2 separate regions of the Homo sapiens genome follow, and region 2 is linked to region 1. Evidence: chromatin contacts called from ENCODE Hi-C or POLR2A ChIA-PET data. All regions are on one chromosome and are shown on one strand. The core of a region is the stretch at or near the end of the contact, and the rest is flanking DNA. Distances in the headings are between cores, read along the strand shown.

What was found. Hi-C counts contacts between places; a loop is a spot of excess contacts on that map. ChIA-PET counts read pairs that join two places held with the same protein, here RNA polymerase II (POLR2A). Pooled maps may share reads with other maps.
Region 2: a loop to region 1 is called in a pooled map, with 2.1 times the contacts of the local background. The contact joins two enhancer-like sites. A Hi-C loop is called at or near these places in 1 of 37 single-sample maps with no recorded cell type and 3 of 50 pooled maps. POLR2A ChIA-PET finds 5 or more read pairs at or near these places in 6 of 52 experiments (AG04450, BJ, GM12878 and 3 more).

The regions. Positions count from the first base shown.
Region 1 is chr1:206,559,815-206,565,839 of GRCh38, reverse strand. All of the region lies in intron 2 of RASSF5 (Ras association domain family member 5), which reads right to left. It overlaps LOC124904494 (a long non-coding RNA gene), which reads right to left. Exons shown (of 2, transcript XR_007066831.1): 1 at 5,526-6,025; 2 at 3,446-4,832. Among named protein-coding and RNA genes, the nearest start is that of EIF2D, 50 kb to the left of the region's middle. RefSeq lists an enhancer at 5,384-5,453. Within about 2 kb of position 2,664, at least 9 of the 41 ENCODE cell types and tissues checked have a DNase peak (open chromatin) inside an H3K27ac peak, as active enhancers do.
Region 2 is chr1:206,705,208-206,711,232 of GRCh38, reverse strand. The region is part of intron 1 of MAPKAPK2 (MAPK activated protein kinase 2); the gene reads right to left. Among named protein-coding and RNA genes, the nearest start is that of MAPKAPK2, 23 kb to the right of the region's middle. RefSeq lists a silencer at 815-1,109. Within about 2 kb of position 2,997, at least 6 of the 41 ENCODE cell types and tissues checked have a DNase peak (open chromatin) inside an H3K27ac peak, as active enhancers do.

The sequences.
Region 1 (6,025 bases), core at 1,415-3,914:
CCTCAGTGGTGGTGCAGCTCTGTCACTGTGTCTGCTGGCAGCCTGTTCCCAGCCCCTCGTGGGCAATTCCTGTTCAAACCCTTTGATTCTAGGAGTCAGGCCCTCCATCCTCCCTGTCTCAGGAGTTGCTGCCATGTCATGATAAAGGCCATGTGGCTGCAAGGCAGTTGCTGAGAGCATCTTCCACTAGGATATGGAAGGGCCTCCATCCAAACACTTCATGGATGGGGAAGGGGAGCAGCTAGGGTCTGTTACACAATGTGGGCTGGGGGCCCTAAGGCCTTCAAGTACAGAAACCCCATCTCATCCATCTTTATGTCCCCCACCTGTGGTGCTCAGTGCTATAGGAAAGTTAAAAACACAACATTCTGACTGAGGCCAGGTGCTGCAGAGTTTGGACGCTGTACTAAAGAGGGAGAACCAAGTATGGGCTTCACTCCGGAAGGAAAGGGAACCTGGGAAAATTTTGGGATATGGGAAAAATAAGCCCTTGGCAGTTGTAGGCAGGATACACAGAGGGGAAAACACAGGATTGAAACTGCAGGGTAACTGACTTACTGGGGCATCTCAGTGAGAGGCTATGAGCAGCCAACACAGGGTGAGGCGGGGACAGAGAGGAGAGGCCTGACCTCTGCAGCACTGCGGGGACAGATGGGGTGAATAGAAGAGGTGAAGACCCCTGAGGTATTGAAGGTGGGGGACTAGGAGGGTGGGGCAGAGACAGAGAAATAAATGAGTTATGAGTTGGTTCTGGACATACTAAATTTAAGGTATCTGAGACCTCCAGGAAGCTGTAGAAAATGCCATTCTAGAGCTAGGAAGAGAGGTGGGGCGAGGGATGTAGGCTGGAGAGTGATTAGCTAAAGCTGGGATGCTGTGGGAGAAGAGGGGAGATGAGCCCCCAGGACAGAAGCCTTCTGTGAACAGAAGCCACAGGCTCAGCAATTCAAGCCTGAAGCTGTCTGTCAGTGCAGCTCTTTTCTTCCTCCTGGCCCTGAAATCAAGTGCTCCTGATTCGTGGCACTTTATCTCATCCTCTTGTCTCTGGAAAATATGCCAGGCTAGGTCTGGATCCCCACCCCATGCTCTTTGAGGTAGACTAAACCATGAAGAAGAAGAAACCAAGGACCTGCAGGACAGGTCTCAGTTCCCCACCCAGGGAGCTCCCAAAGCCAGAAGATACACAGGTGTGGGGTACCTGGTAAGTGAAGAGCAGAAGAGAAGAGAATCGAGGTCCCCAAGCTAGGACCCCTTCAAGCTCCTAGGCTGGGAGTTGGATCCAAAGCCTGATCTGACAGTGTGCAATAAGACCTGGGATTCAAGGTTTGATACTGGCATAAAATCTTTCTTCTTTTCTCCCTAAACTGCTTGGGTGGGTGGATATTATGTGTCCCAAACTGTAAGTGAAATTGCTTTATAGGGAAAAGCTGATTCTGGATAAACTATCTAAACCTGTGAAGACAGAAGGAGGGCAGGAGGGGAGGAACCAGAACAGAGAGTGAGGGATGGCCTGGACTAAGCGGCGTGTGAACAAGGATGTCTTGGGTGAGTTCCAGGTGGTCCTGGAGGAGGTCGTCTCTCTGACCCCTCCCTAGGGGAAGTCCTTATGGTTTAGAGAACTTGGCAGCCAATATCTAGAATCCCTACCAGGCCCATGAGAAACTAGTAAAAAGGGTCTGTTCCCATGCAAAGAGGCAAGGGACTCTCAGCAGGGAAGATAAGGACACTCACATGACAAGGGTGTTTGTTGAGAAGGACAGGATGAAGTACCTGAGTCTGATGATTGAAATGACTTGGCCATAACCTCTTAGTGGCTTGAGCTGGATGGGAAGGGAGGACTTCATTTACAGTTAGTGCTGTGTGTCTTCCCTTACATCATGTGCCATCAAGATCTCAAAGGGCCTTGAAATAAGAGTTCAGCTTGTGGTGATGAGACTAGCAGAGAAAGCTCTGAGCAGGACCCAGGGGGCCTGACTCCTTGAATCTGTCTCTACTGAGCTGTGTGACTGGGGGCAAATCCTCTTCCCTCTCTAGACTTCAGTTTCCAGCCTAGGAACCTCTTAGGAATCTGTGACACATTCTCTTCTTGCATTCCAATTGGGGTAAGCAGTCAATTACCAAATATTTCCTAAACAGGTGGTTCCTAGATTGCAGCATATATGAGAATCACCTGGGAAAAGTATTAGAAAAGCAGAATCCAGGGTCCCATCTCCAAAGATTCAGGAGCCAGTAGCTCTGGAGTAGGGCCCCTGAAACTCCATTCTCAAAGAGTAGTTCTGGTGCAGGTGGTTGAGGCCACCTTGATGCAACACTGAAGGTTTCAGATGCTACAGAGAAACCAGAGAAGTGCTGAGTGAGGAAAAGCACCCGTCCTCAAGAGATTTCCAGTTTAGATGGGGGAGACAGGACCCAATCCCAAGAACAGAATATCCTCAGTGACAGATGAGAGAGAGGTACAAGGTCAAAGAAACAGGTCATGTCCTTTACCAAGCAGTTATGAGCAGAGCTTCCCAGGTGCCTGGCGCAGAAACGGTGGCAGGAGGCATGTGTGGCAGAGACAGCTAAATGCTCACCACAACCTGCTTCCTTTTCTACCAGGGCTCACAGCTGTACTTCACTTCCCAACCTCCCCTGTGGTTAGGTGTGGCCACGTGACTGAGTTCCAGCCAATGGCCCGTGGTTGCAAGAAACACCCACCATTTCCGGGTCTGGCCCACAAGCTTCCCATGTGTTATCCTGATCCCCACCTGCCAATCTAACTTTTTTAAGTAAAGGGGGAAATAAACCTCTGATTATATTCAATGACTGAAAAGCAGGGGTTGTTTCAAGTTAGTCCATCCTGATTGTACAGGATGCAAGAGAGAAGATGCAGCAATTCAACCCAAGCAGTATTTGGTCAATACTGGCTTTTTTTTTTTGAGACAGAGACTCGTTCTGTCGCCCAGGCTGGAGTGCAGTGGCACGATCTTGGCTTACTGCAAGCTCCGCCTCCCGGGTTCACACCATTCTCCTGCCTCAGCCTCCCAAGTAGTTAGCCTGCCACCACGCCTGGCTAATTTTTTCTATTTTTCAGTAGAGATGGGGTTTCACCAGGTTAGCCAGGATGGTCTGGATCTCCTGACCTCGTGATCCGCCCGTCTCGGCCTCCCAAAGTGCTGGGATTACAGGCATGAGCCACCACGCCCGGCCAATACTGGCTTTTGTAACCAAGTACTTGATGTTGTTGGACCTGAAGGAGATGCGAGTTCTGATCTTATAGGACGGACAATACTGGGAAGGGCCAGAGGAGGCAGCGGGCAGTGAATCCCACGAGTGTGGAGTTCGGACGGCATCTCTAAATGAGGCTATCTGGAGGCTGTGCCAGTCTGAAATCTCTTCTGGGACTAGTCTTGGGCCATGTAAGCCTTTGAGACAGCACATAAAAAACAGTCAAATGGGCCAGTGGTTCCAAAGATTCTAGTTTTATTTTTATTGCTGAAATTTGGAGCTAACTTATTTTTAGTAATCTTTTCTTTTCTCTCATGCCGAGGTGGTGAGGGGCAGGTGCCATGCCTGAGGCCTGGGTGTGCCTGCTGCTAGCAGAGAGATGGGGACCTCCCCAACTGTCCCAGGGCTGTGGGGTTGGCTAGTGCCCCTGGAGTACCACAGGGATCCTGTCCAGGGAGGAGCTGACTGGCCAGGCAGGAGGAGATGGAACAATTACAGGCAGGGAACAGGGAGCAGTGTAGGATCTGACCTCCAGGACCCTCTTCCTCTTGCATCTTCCTTGAAGAAAAAGAATTCAATGGTGTCACTGTAGACCCAAGAAAGCCTAGGCAGATGGGGGCATGGGAGTGTGTTTTCTATGTACTTAAGTATAATATTTAACTATAGGCCGGGTGCGGTGGCTCACTCCTGTAATCCCAGCACCTTGGGAGGCCGAGGTAGGGGTTCACCTGAGGTCAGGAGTTCAAGACCTGGCCAACATTGTGAAACCCTGTCTCTACTCAAAAAAAAAAACACAAAACTTAGCTGGGTGTGGTGGTGGGTGCCTGTAATCTCAGCTACTCAGGAGGCTGAGGCAGGAGAATTGCTTGAACCTGGGAGGCAGAGGTTGCAGTGAGCCGAGATCGCGTCATTGTACTCCAGCCTGGGCAACAAGAGCAAAACTCCATCTCAAAAAAAAAAAAAAAAAAAGAAAAAGAAAAATATTTAACTGTAGATATAGTCAACCTTCTGTTCTTTGTATCCACAGAGAAAAACACACATGAGGAGGAGTCTCCAGTGGGAAGATAGAGGTTTATCTATTAACATATTTCAGTTGTAGGATAGACACCAAGAAGAACTTTTAAGTCACTAAAGTTGTAAGATTACAGGGACTACCTGCTAAAATCAAGTGTAGGGTCAATGTCCCCTTAGCTAGCATGCCTTAAGGAATGGAGGGATGGGAAGGACCTTTCAAAACCTGACCCAGCCTGAAGTTGAGTGTTCCATTTTGTAGAAGGTTCTGAGAGGACAAGACCTACGGTCTATCCTGGGTCATCTACTGAGTAGGAAAAGACCAAGAAGAAGAGAACTTGACAAGGAGTCCTGGAGGGGTGTTAGTCCTGGCTCTACCCAAACAGATGTGTGGCCTAGTGACGTCCTTCCACCTCTCTGGGCCTCAGTTTCTCCATCTATAAAGCGAGGTGCTCTGACATTCTGCAAGCAGAAAGCTGTATTGTCCTCAGAGCACTCACCCCAATGCTCTGGGCCGGTGCCAGAGTCCTGGGGTCCCAGAGCCTGTTTAACATGCCAAGAGTTCAGAACGCCTGTGTTCCCGCTCAGATGTCAAAGCCTTAAATGGCCACCACCTGTAGGCATTTGGGAAATTGATAAGAATGGAAGCTGGCCCCACTTCCAGGGTCAGATCCCTGATAGGAAAAAAATGAACAAATATGAGGGATGGACAGAGGGCCTGGCCTGGCTTCACAGTCACCAGTCCTACAAATCACCAAACCCTATCTTTTGTGGGACTAAGGAAGAAAATTCTCTGGCCTGGGAGGCAAAAGAGGGAAGTTCTAACCTTGGGTCCATCAAAACCTTGTCTTGTGACCTGATAAGTCCCCCTACCCATCTAGGCAACACCTTAGATTGAGGTAACTATGATGGTCTTACTGAGACCATCTACGTCTGCACTGCCCAAGCCCACAGGCTGGCTCTCCCCCAGGCCCCATTTGTGACATGCCTGACCCAGAGAAACACGATCTAATTGTGCCTAGCCAAGTGGGAAAGTACCAGGAGAGTACTGCCTCAGCCTCCTAAAACTGTGGTATGATTCAAAACCAAGTCCCCGGCCCCTCTCAAAGGAGGCACGTGGCCCCAGGAAACTGCCATTTTCTGAAAAGAGAGACCAAGCTAGGGCCCAGGGCCTGGTGCCCCCATCTCCCTTGCTGTCTCCTGACCTTTAGGCACCCCCTTCCTATGAAATGGGGAGACCTTTCCCACCCCTCCGACCTCTTCCCAAAGGGCATTGGAGAGGAGTCTTGGGAACTCCTGGGACTGACCAGTGGCAACTCCCAGGTGGTGGCATCGCACAGCAGTGAGGCTTCCCTGAAGCTCTGTTCTAGCCAGGCACAAACTGAGCAGCCACACAGGTTGTTCTGACAAGGCTATTTATAGAAGCAAGCTCAGCCCTTCCCAGATGAGGGCCTCAATCTCTCGACGACCGGGAAACACATCAACTCCTTTCCTTGGAGACAGGAAAAAGAAATTCTCTTAGGAGCTCAAGCGTGATCTCTCTTTGGGTAAGAATAAAAGCACTGTAAGAGGTCAGAATGGGGTCAGAATATGGCAGAGCTCTTTAAAACCCTTTCCAGAAGTGATCCAAGGGAGAAAAGAGAGTGGAAAAGTGTCATTGAAGGTAAAAAGGCACCTAGAAGAATGAAAGACTGAAACCTTTGGAGGACGCGTCCCCAGCTCAGCCTGCCTCACCCTCCTCAGTCCACCCCTGCACTTGCTCACCCAGCCCTGCCCCTCCCTGGAGAGTTCTGTGCTGAAGGCCAGC
Region 2 (6,025 bases), core at 1,748-4,247, 150 kb before region 1:
GAAAAAAGCAAGTTGTAATTTGATACATATAGTCTGATCCCATTTTGTAAAATGTTTTAAAAAGAGAAAAAGCATGGTGTGTGCATGTGTGCATGTGTATTCACCCACACTTTTTGTAAATACAGGCAGCTCTTGCTTTGCACAGTAATGCGGAACCATAAAAATGACCATGCAAAGCAACCCTAATCACCAATGAGGAAAATTATGATTTTTCCACGACATTTAAAAATTTCGGTCAAAACATTAAAAACTCTCTTGCTGTCAAATTATAAATAAGGAAATGAGAAAACAGTAAAACTATTTATTGTGTATACTCTAAAACATTAGAGTCACTGAGAATGAGTGTTTTATTGCTTTGTAAAAACCTTATCCAGAGTAATTTGAACAGCACTTGCCTTCTTGTTGTTTAACATCCAATATGGAATGAGTATCTTTCATATGCCTTTGCAAATTGTCATACTCCTTTCTAAGTTTGGATCTGCTTCTAACGTTTTATCCTTTGCACTTTCGATGTTGTGAAATATCTTCAAGGTGCCTTTAATGTGAAGTTTCCTTCTGCAGTGTCACCTCCTCTGGGACCTCTTCATCCTTTTCATCAAACCACTTTCCTCATTTATGCTGACATGCCACCTTCACTGAGTTTCCCAGGCTGTATATGTAGTCTTGAACAGTGACAGTGTTGACATTCCCACAGTCAGCTATCTAGTCTATATAATTCCATTACGTTTGGCTTGAAATTCACTACCAGCATTACCACATTTCATTTGAAATTTCATCTTTCTTGGCCAATTCCCTCATCAATTGTCCATTTTTGTAAAATGTCACGAGTTTCTCACTAGGAGACAGGGAGGCAACACAACTACACACTTTCCTGTCTGCGTGTGAAGTGAACAGATAGGCAGTGACCAATCACCAAAAGACTCTTCAAGAAGAAACATGATTAGTCAGTGACCATGAAGAGCATCTGTTATGTACATAGTGATCTGTGGACTGAAGAGCTAACAGCAAAGTTTGTACTGCATGCAGTTACTTGTAATACATATATCCTGGCAACTCAAATTTGAGCCAAATTCTTCGAGGACTGATGTTATTTAACCAAACCATAGTAACTGAAATTCACACAGATTAGAACCATGAAAAATGAGGACTGTCCATAGAAAGAGCATAATCTGTAAGTATATATGCTAAAGAGCTGGCAGTGATTACCTTTCAGGAAGAGCTATATTGTTTAAATTTTTTCTCGGTGACTAAGCTCTACACCTTGGGAATAGTTCTCAACCTGGTGTTAATTTGCCCCCCAGGGGACGTTTGGCAATGTCTGAAGGCATTTTCTGTTGTCATAACTTGGGGGCATGGGTAGATAGATGGTTGCAACTGGCATCAAGTGGGTAGAGGCCAGGGATGCTGCTAACTCCTACAAAGCACAGGACAATCCCCCACAACAAACAAAGGCTTATCTGGTCCAAAAGGTCAACAGTGCCAAAGCTAAGTACCCTAGTTTTAAATCAAGGAGTTTTTATTAAGCTAATTTGAATAGTACCTTTCTCACCAAGTGGTAGGCAAAAACTAAATGACACAATGGCAAGTAGAAAGTTCATAATAAATGCCATTAGTATCAGAGGCTCGGACTGACTTCAAGCTGAATGGATATCTTAATATGACCTTAGATTTGTGGTATTTTTACAAACATTAACTCATCTGATCTGATGCCATGACGTGGCTGCCAAAAAGTTAATATTTCCTTCAGCTCACAGATCAAGTACCTAGCTCAAGACAGGGATCCAAATGCACCCACACTCTATATTTCTCCCATACCTAGAATCCACATGTAGATCACATCGAGCAGCGAGAACTCAGTTCTGGGCAACACATCTGTAAAAGAGTATTATACTTCCAGAGGAGGACAACCAGGATATAAAAGATCTGAGGAGCATAACATAAGAGCAACAGTTCAATAAACTAGGGTGAATTGCCGGAAGAAGAGAAACCCTGAAGGAGCAACTGAGGGACTGGATGTGATAACAGTCCTAAAATAATTGGGTGCACAGTACAATGAGAGGGCAGGGCAGAGAGTCAGATAGGAACAATAAGTAACAGCCTCCTGTAACTCTGCAATCACACTCCTCGTTGTTTACCCAGGAGAAATGAAAACATTACATCCACAACAAGATTTGTGCAAGAATGTTAACAGGAGCTTTATTCATCATAGCCCAAAACTGGACACAGCCCAAATGTCCATCAACAGGGGAATGGAGAAGCAAATTTTATCATATCTATACAATGGAATACTGCTCAGCATAACAAACTACTGATACATGTCACCATGCAGATGAAATTCACACAAAAGGGAGAGTTCATACTGATTATCCCATTTATATGAGGTTCCAGAAAAAGCAAAACTAATCTACAGTGAGAAAACATCAGAACTGTGATCACTTGCGAGGGGGTATGTGTTGGGATGATTGGGAAACAACACGAGGGAATTAATTAGGTAATAAAACTTTTTGTTCTATAGTTGACAGAGGTTTGGGTTGCACAGATAGAGGCATTTATCAAAGCTTATCAGGTGATACCTTAAGAGTTGTGCATTTTTCACTGTTAATATAAATATTATCATCAAAAAAATGCATGAACAAATATTGAACTCAAATTAATGCCTATGTATGCTGAGATGTTTAGGGGTAAAGTACATTGATGTCTGCAATTTACTACAAAATGCATCCCCAAAATAAGATGGACTGGTCAATGGATAGAGAGATTGAAACACGTAGAGACATGATAAAGTAAACATAGTAAAAGGCTAATGGTTGAATCTAGGTGGTTTGGTATAATCATGTTCACTGTACAATTCTTTCCAGTTTGCTGCACATCTGAAATGTTTCATAATAAAAAGTTGTGAGGAGGAATAGGAAGTAACAACAGGTGGGGAACACCACAGGGGAAACAAGAGGTGGCTGGGAGGTCACAGGAGGAAAGCGCAAGGGGAAGAAGAGGGCTGGTTTCAGCCAACACAGGGGCCTGCGGAGGGCAGAATTGCAAAAGGCCAGGGTGACCTGGGAACAGACAAACTTAGCCAACAGGGAATCTTAGCATATGTGAGGCTGCTACCCAGACCTTTACTGTTGTTAGTTCTTGTTCTGACTGTGTGATCAGAGCAAGTAAGTCCCTGCCCCTCTCTGGCTGTGGTTGAAGGGATCAATGTACAATGTAGGGATCTGTTTAAAGGATCCCTACTTAACGCTTTCCAGCTCTGTCAGTCTATTCTTCACAGCATTTGTGGAAACCATTTTTTTTAGACAGGAATCAAAGAATGTAGAGACACAATTACAGCTTCAGCAAAATCCAGCTGGTTTCACATAGGCAAAATGCAAGAAGTCTCCTGTTACATCACTGTATTCTCAAAGAAAGGACCTGGGTGCAAGTAGCTCTCAACTGTCTCCATGTGGACTGTCCACTTTGTAGTTTAGCCACAGCAAATGCTAAATCAGTGAGCAGGAGCCCCATGCCCTACCCCCAAACCCCCACACACACCCAGCAGGTCTCTGGGGCACAGAATCTGAGTGGAGCCAACATGTTCCCCACCTTAGGCATCTTGGCGGAAACTAAGGTGCAGAGAGTTGCAGGCATTTTACCAAGGTTACACAGTCCATTAACACAGTGAGGGCTACAACCCAGGGCCCAGGGCAGACCATGTGGATTCCCCAGAAAAGTGCTGGGATCCAGAGAATCCTCCCCAATTTCAGTGCCTACAACCAGCCCCTTTTTTCTCTACCTTTGCTGCTCTGGTTTCCAAGGAAACCAGAGTCTGGTGCTTCTGGCTTCACATCTTAAAGAAGAGGGAGAGATGTATGTTTCTCAAACCAAAGTCTATTACCTCACAAACCAAAAACAACCTCTGGCAGAACTTCCTTCCCACCATTCTCCATGGGGGAGAGATGGAGTTGGGAACAGACTACTTAGTGGGGGCCTGGAGGAAGTCTCTGGAGTGCCTGGGGGTGGGGGAAGTCCTGCTCCCACCCTGGAATGACTGTGGTCATCACCTAGGGGAAATCTGGGATCCTCATCATGCAGGACAACAGGATACCCCGTCTAGGTCCAGATGTGCCACAGCTGCAAGCAGGGCCCTGACAGGAAGTGGAGGCCCAACAAGAAGAAGACCTGTGGGAGAGAGAAGAGCGCGGCTGCAGTGCCGTTCCCTCCTCCAACTACATGCCTACTAAGCTCCAGCTGGAGCCGCAAGGCTGCCAAGCTGTTCGGGGCTGACGGATGGAATGACAGGTGAGGGGAGAGAATGAATGAGGGGTAGGGAAGGGGCTCAGACACTGCCCTGCCTTCTAGCCCCAAGGGGTAGGGAAGGGGCTCAGACACTGCCCTGCCTTCTAGCCCCGAGGGGCTGCAGGTAAATGCTCAGCACTCAAGCCAGGACCTAGAAAGAGCACATCTGAAGCCACTTCTGAACAAGTAAAGCCCCACCCACGGGCAAGAAAAAATTTCCATCATGACCGATTTGTCTAGAAGTGGCCTGAACGTCTTCCCAGCAGCGGTGATGCATACCCAGCTGAGGGGAAGGAGGGAGTCATCTGCACACTTCTGCTCCCCAGGCCTTCTCCATCCTTACCCCATACCCGCCTCGGTGAGCTCAGAGGTTCTTGGCAAGGGCTTGCTCCCTGGGGACCACAGCAAGCCCACGGGGGTCAGAGCTGCTGGTCCCCTCCAGAGAGCCTGGAGCCTGGGAGTCTGCAAGTACAAGCCCAGTTGGCAGCTGCAGCTAATACTCCCGATTCCCAAACCAAAGCCCGGCCCACCCAGACGTCCTGCAGGGTGGTCGGGATAACTGCAGAGCAGCATCTGCCCTTTCTCCACTAACAAAGAGGCAATGATCAGAGGGACTGGCTTTGCTCCTCCCCCATCTGAGTGACTCTGGGTCTCTGTGGCTGTGGCCAGGGAAAGGCAGGGAGAGGGCAAGAAGGAATGGGAGATGAAGGACACCTCCCCTAGCTCCTTCTGGGAACAGACTAACTCCTGTCCCTGTGGGAAGACCAGGAGGGGAAAAGCAGCCTTTTAAGATTAAGCAAATAAATAAATAAATAAATAAATAAATAAATAAATAAATAAATAAGAGATAGGAAATCCTGACCCCGCCTTAATTACACTGGAAGTGTATAATCCTCAGGAAGAGTAGCTGATTCCCACCCCACACTCCCATTTACTCCCAGTTGCCAGTTTCCTGAGAAATAACCACTGCCTCACAGCGAAGCTGCACCAGAAGGGTGTTGAGGCCTGCAACAGGCTCCGGGAATTCCCTAAGCCTGGGTTTGTTCCAAGCGAAAAATCCAGTAAAGCCTCCCAGTCATTTCTCAGGAGTCGGCCATCTGCAGGACCCATCATTCATATCCACCTCCGACCAACGTTCCAAGCACAAGTCCAGCCAGGACTCTCGAATTTTCAAACTCCACAAACTTCCATAAATCCAGTTCACAATTCTGAATTCCTCCTTGAATTTAACCCAAAATGCCTTTGTCTCAGCTCCCTGGGTAACGGAGAGCTAATCGCCTTTCTGCCCTGGTCCACCCTCCAGATGCCCTTGGGTTGGTGGAGAAAGGAGAAAGCATCCAGCCCACCTGCTTCTTCCTGGCTGTCCCTCAAGAGTCAACACAATTGCACCCATCGGAAAGGAGAAGGCAGAGAGATAAGGGAGCTAAATCTTGTTCCCCTCTGCTTCCAGGATTAGCAAGCAGCTGCCTCAGAATCACCAGCCTCTCCCTTGTCCAATACCCAGGCACTCTCGGCAGCCTGGCCCTCCAGCAGGAGTGTCTACTCATGCAACCCCATGCTGCACATTGCTGCTTCCCAGGCATGACAGATGCAGCTGCTATTCAGTGTTTTCATGCCAGGACAAAAGCTTCTCCAGAAGCACAAAGCCAACAGGGAGGCAGACAGAGCTGATTTCAATAGAAGCCACCTGCCGGGGCCCCTCCTCTGCCACACCCCTCCCCCCAACCCACCGTACATACACATGCAAACA